Regions from separate parts of the Mus musculus genome. Here region 1 is linked to region 2. A link is a loop called in an ENCODE intact Hi-C map of the cell type or tissue named here. Cell type or tissue: heart. All regions are shown on one strand. Links, peaks and the distances in the headings refer to the core of each region. The heading gives the core; the rest is flanking DNA.

Region 1 (2,909 bases), core at 243-2,742, 68 kb after region 2:
ACCATTCAGCTGAGATGTCAACCACGTCTGGCCACACTGCAGTGAGGAAATCCCTGTGGAGAGCAGAAGAGCCCTGTTTTACACTTAATGCAGAGCCTTCTAGAAAGCTAAGCTCCAGGCGTGTGTGAGAGAGCCAGAAGTGAAAGCAAGCTCATAGTTACGTGTTTTGAGCTCAGATCAGTAGCACATCAGTGAAGAGTAAGCCAATTTGAGACACTACCCAATCCTAGACGGTTGGCTTATGACAGCACATTTAAGCCACCGTGTTATCTCTTTGTACCCCTTGTCTTGTGTTCTGTGACTTTAGTTAGCTATAGTCAATCTTGACTTAAAAATATACATGGACTATTCTAGAAATAAATAATCCACCAATTTAAAACTGCACATCATTCTGAATAGATGATGAAGCCTCCCACCAACCCACTTGTCTTTAGTTGGGGCTTCTACTGCTGTGATATAATGCCATGATCAAAAGCAACCTGGGGGAAGAAAGGGTAGATTTGACTTAGCCATCCACATCACTGTTCATCATTGAAAGAAGTCAGGACAGGAACAATGCAGGAACCTGGAGGCAGGGGCTGACCGAGAGGCCATAGAGAGGTGCTGCTTACTGGCCTCCTAGCCTGCTTTCTTATAGAACCCAGGTCCACCAGTCCAAGGATGGCACCACCTGCAATGAGCTGAGTCTTCCCACAGCAATCATTAATTTAAAAGATGCCTTACAACAGGATCTTATGGAGCCTCCATTGAGGTTTCTTCCTTTCAGATGACTCTAGTTGAGTCAGACTGACATAAAACTAGCCAGCCCATCATTCTAATTCTTCCCAGGATACCAGTCATGCCCTTGTGAAGTGTATCCGTACAGTGTGCTTGCTACCTTCCCGTTACTCAGTCAGTGGCTTTTCAGTTACTACAGAGAACTGATGCCGCCATGGTTGGGCTTCAGGAACTCACAATATACAAGTGTAAAATTAATAAGGCCAACAGTTCAAATATGTCGAAGAGTAGCTGCAAAGTGCTTTCTTCAAGTTAAAAGTTCTTTCTTTAATAAGGAAAGAAAAGAATTGTACACTGAGATTGTTAAGATCAATGGTGAGAACAAATTTTCCATCTGTGAAGTTGTGGAGAACCTAAGTGAGCCAGTCTTACAATCGCACCTCAAGCTGCAGAAGTAACAGCCTCAGTGCTTAGTTAAGATGGAAAAGGTACAAAATGTGTGCGTTCATGCATGTGTCTGTGTGTGAGCGTATCTCCTGCTATCCCATATAGCAACTGCTACACACTATTCTCTCCAGTTTCCAAGGACCCTTCATCAATACATTCCCATTTAACTCACCAATATCCTTGTAAGGAAATATCACGTCGGCAGGGTGGGAGCATGAAAGGATGGGAGACATGTCTTCAGAGGTGGAAGGGGGAAGGCCAACAAAATTGGTGGTCATATAGAGAACGATGAATCAGGAAGAGGAGGGGAAAGAAGTGACGATTCTTGGCCTTATCTAGGGGTCTTGACAGCCCCGCTCAGCTGCCCACAAGCAATGATATTCCTAAGCTGATCAAACTCCAACAGTTAAGAGCAACTAAGACACCTTTATTCCTCCATTGAGGGACTGTAGAAATTCAAGGCTTTGCAGAAGGAAGAGGCAACACACAAGCCAGATGCAATACTGACTGAACAGGAGCAGATAAAGCCAAACCTTACAGAGTGGCCTGATACTCTTGCTGTAAAAGGAAAGATGTCAGCCAGGGCTTACATGCAAGAAGGAACTGCTCTGGAGTGTCTGGGGAAGCTCAGGCTCAGCCAGGATGCAGAAGGCGCCCTCTAGATAGGCTCTTGGAAAATGATTTATGCAGGGACTTGGGAAGTTGCATTGTGGACCCAAGTACAGGTCAGCTTTGACAGAAGAGGGAAAGCTCCACCCCATTGAAGAGACCACAGGCCACCAGAAAAGTCAACAGAGTGAGTCCAGGTCAAGGTCATTTTGATTGAGTGCATAAGAGTATTTCCTGAACTCACTACAGAAAGAACAAGGAGCTAGGAGGGCAGGGATGGACAGAGGGCTGCCCCCTGCTCAGAGACCAGGGTCATGGACAGAGAGCTACCTGTGGGACTGGAGGGAAGAAGTACAGGCCTCTCCAGACACGTGGCAAAGGACCTGGAGCATTGTTCTCACAGGTCAGAGGCCAAGAAACCAGAGCAGGGCTGGTAGGGTAAAAACAGGAGAGGAAGGAGCGAAATAGGAAGGGAAATGGAAAGAGAGGGATTGTAAAAAGAGAATTGGATAGGGGGTGAAAGGCAGAGATGAGAGATGGGGTATGTGTGTGTGTGGGGGGGGGGCAGGCAAATGGACACACAGTGAGTGTGAAGAGAAACTTAGTGGAGACACAGATGCAGAGAAACCAAAGACGAGGAAGCAGGAAGCTCTTCCTAAGAGTGTGGCAAGAAGGGGGCACTGCAAAGGAGAAAGGCAACGAGACAGTGAGCACCAGGAGAGGGAAGAGAACAAAATGCAGGCAGATCCTGGCTTGGCTGAGGTGGGGCCCCAGACGACAGAAGCTCCCCGGTTCTCCCAAGGTGGGCATTGCAGCCCAGTGTCCTGTCACTCACTGACAGCAGCTTTGCTGACGTACAACTTTTCTCTGGCTGTGCCTGCAGGGCAGAGAGGGAGGTCAGCTCTTCACTAGGACCTCTTCAGATCAGGACTGTTTATCTTGGTGGATGTGATGTATCTGTCTGAGCTAGCATGGCTGCTGGGCTGGGGTTTATGGGCCGTGTTCAGCAAGCTGCTGCTCTTCTCTGGACCAGGCTACAAAGTACACATGTCACCATGAATGGGCAGATGGCTGCTAAAAAATATGGAGGCAGGTGCTTGTCAATGGGTCATTGTCACAGAGTCTGGCCTTGATTG
Region 2 (2,909 bases), core at 203-2,702:
GGAGGCCCCTGGCTGAATCCTGGCAAGCCATCAGTGGTGTGTGTGCCATCTTCTGGGACTTTTCTAATTTCCATAGGCTCTTATGGAGTGACAGCAACCCCCACCACCCCTCCTGGTTTCTTTCCATTGAGACTACTCAGGCCCCAAACAAAATACAGCCCAATGATTACATCACAGCCTTGCACACTGGCTCCGGCTCCAAAGCACCTAGGAGCTGAGCTCTTTAAAAGGCACGTTTTAGTGTCTATCTTTGCTTCTATTTTGAGTTGCTCTCTCTCTGGTGATGCCAGCTCTGGCCATCCCAATCTGAAGAGCGTTCTCCTTGGACGGGAAAAGTAAAAAGAAAAAGAAACAACAACAACAACAAACCAAAAACCAAAGAGAGCTGAATAACACGTTTCATTGTGGGGTAAAGTGATTTTTTTTGACTACTGCTCATGTGGTCCTCACTGTAAGCCTTCGAGCTAAGTAGGGCAGGCCTGCAGTTACTCAGCATGGTTGAGTGGCTTGTCCCCAGCTAGTCAGCAGCCCCGGCTGAGATGAGGGATGAGCTCAGACCGCAGACTATTAGGGGAAATTCTGAGGACACAAGCACAAATGACCTCAGTCAGAGGCATCTGAAGGCACTAACGTGGCTACACTGGGGGCTCTGACAACTTCACATCGGAAAAAAAAAAAAAAAAAAAAACTAAGGGAGAAAAAAAAAACCTGCTTGCTTTGGAAGCCCCCAGGGAAGGATGCCGAAGATGCTGGCTTTTTAGGAAAAGCTGAGACTTGGGAAAAGTGCAGAGGCAAACGAAAAACATTTTTAGTTATGCTGATAGCATGCTCTCATGCCCTCTCGAAGGCCAGGGAAAAAGCCCAAACAACCATAAACAACAAACCCAACAAGAAATAACGATGACTGGAAGGAACTGAGACAGAGCTGAGCACTGGCCTGGAGGGAGGTGCACAAGTGCTGACCTGGGGGGGAGGGAGAGCTTAGGAGGCTAGAGCTGGAGCACAGCCTTGGCTGGAGCAGGACAAACAGGCATGGTCTGGACTAGGCCAGGTGTGTGGCTCACAGCGCACCAGCCACTTGCCTCCCTGATCTTTGAGTTCCAAGTGTCTGAGGCCCGGGCCCTGCTCAGTGCTAAGCACCCTTTGTCTATTCCTCTCCCTCGTTAGGAAGGGACAGAACAGAAGGTTAGAGAGGAGTTAGACACAGGGCGTCAGATTAAGACTTTGTCTTTGGGCTCATCAGAAAGACTGGAAGGCAGACAAGGAGAGGAAAAAAAACGTCAAAAACCAATTCCATGCTTATTCAAATCATCATCACAAGTCGATTGCTTCCAACATCATGTAAGTCAGCTGGAGTCCCAGGGTCCACAGTTCAGCCAGCAACAGGGCCAGCAACAGGGCCAGCAGCAGGGCCATTCAGGTGGTTACTGCTGTTTTCAACAGCAGGGCTCTTGGTACCCGAGTCTGGGCTTCAAGAGTTTTCTCACCTTCCAGCACAATGGCCGACGGCGGTGGCCCAGGGTGCTTAGACTTCCATGAATCTCCACACAGATTTCCTGGGAAGCACCCATCCCTGTCTTGTTCCCACTTCTGGGGAGAAGCCGTGGTAGATTCCTCATGTGAATGATGGCACAGTCCTGCTTGACATCAGACCACAGCGCTCCCCTTGTCTGCCATTTGTGAGTCCTCTGGATTTTAAAAGATTTATTTATTTATGTATGTATACGAGTACACTGCAGCTGTCTTCAGACACACCAGAAGAGGGCGTCGGATCCCATTACAGATGGTTGTGAGCCACCATGTGGTTGCTAGGAATTGAACTCTGGACCGTGCTCTTAACCGCTGAGACGCCTCTCCAGCCCCTCCAGTGTTTTTAAGTATTTTATTTCCCTATAACAGTAATGCATACTCACTGAAAAAAAAAAAAAAGATCGCCAAGAAGAAATACAGAAAGAACTACACAAACCAACATTGTTCCACCACCTAGGAGACCGTTGTCAGTGCCATTCCCTCCAGCATTACATGGTAGCATCATGGTTGCCTTTGGGTTCTGTGACATGGTTGCCTTTGGGTTCTTTCTAATTTTCTTGTACAAACAACATTACTAATAGCAGTATTCCTGAACTACCAGCAGGTCCTCAGGAGAAATCCAAGAAGCGACTGCCCATCTGCAGTCTCTGAATGCTTCACTCTTAACAGCGTCAGGTACTCATTAAACAAATCAAATTTGAAACTACTGCTAATTTATAAGAAGAAACCATCACTATTTAGTTGTTTGAATTTTCATTTTGACTGGGAAGCCTGAACATAGTCCATCTTCTGGGAAGCCATGGCTATTTCTTCTCGAGTGAGTGATCTCTCTTCCGCGTCTAGCTCTTATATTATGCCTTAGAGGTTTTATTGTTGGTTTGTATGCATTCTTTACATATTAAAGATATTAATCATTTCCCAGGATTTGATGTAAATATATTTTCCCAGTTCACTTTGAAAACATAAGGTTACTCAGAAACTTCCCAGGTAGCCGTTTTGATTTGTGTAGATGGCCCTTTTACTTTGTTGAAATTCGATGTGGTTTTTCAATCACTAGAACCTCCCGTTTAGAGCCTCTCATTCCTTGTAAGCTATGCTTCCTTTGAGACCGTTACCAAGGAACTGTCATAACCCCATCTGGGCTTCCAGGTCCAGGTCTGTGTCTGCTCCCATGCCCGTGTTTTCCTGTGCATGCACACACTCCTGCTACTTGACATAGACACACAGAGACACTGACGCCAGGCCTTTAGGTTTGGTTTAGGGAGTTCCCTCCTTTCTGCTGCTAATGCTAGAGTCGGAAGGTCACTTTGGGTGGTTTATTATGCAGATGAATTCATAGTGTCTGAAAAGTTTCCAAGGCTGAAGAGTTCACTCAGAGT

The links. A loop is a pair of places that touch in the nucleus more often than their neighbours do. Peaks named below come from ENCODE experiments on the same cell type or tissue, not always from the same donor. Only the 100,000 strongest peaks of a DNase experiment are listed, where the experiment ranks them.
Region 1: a loop joins it to region 2, with 8 times the contacts of the local background. A loop is called at or near these places in 2 of 42 quality-filtered maps.

Annotation. Positions count from the first base shown.
Region 1 is chr3:105,551,392-105,554,300 of GRCm38, reverse strand. All of the region lies in intron 2 of Kcnd3 (potassium voltage-gated channel, Shal-related family, member 3), which reads right to left. Among named protein-coding and RNA genes, the nearest start is that of Kcnd3os, 100 kb to the right of the region's middle. In heart, for the core only: no CTCF peak of the experiment used is centred there; no DNase peak of the experiment used is centred there.
Region 2 is chr3:105,618,951-105,621,859 of GRCm38, reverse strand. The region is part of intron 2 of Kcnd3 (potassium voltage-gated channel, Shal-related family, member 3); the gene reads right to left. Among named protein-coding and RNA genes, the nearest start is that of Ddx20, 67 kb to the left of the region's middle. In heart, for the core only: no CTCF peak of the experiment used is centred there; no DNase peak of the experiment used is centred there; H3K27ac peaks cover 253 bases.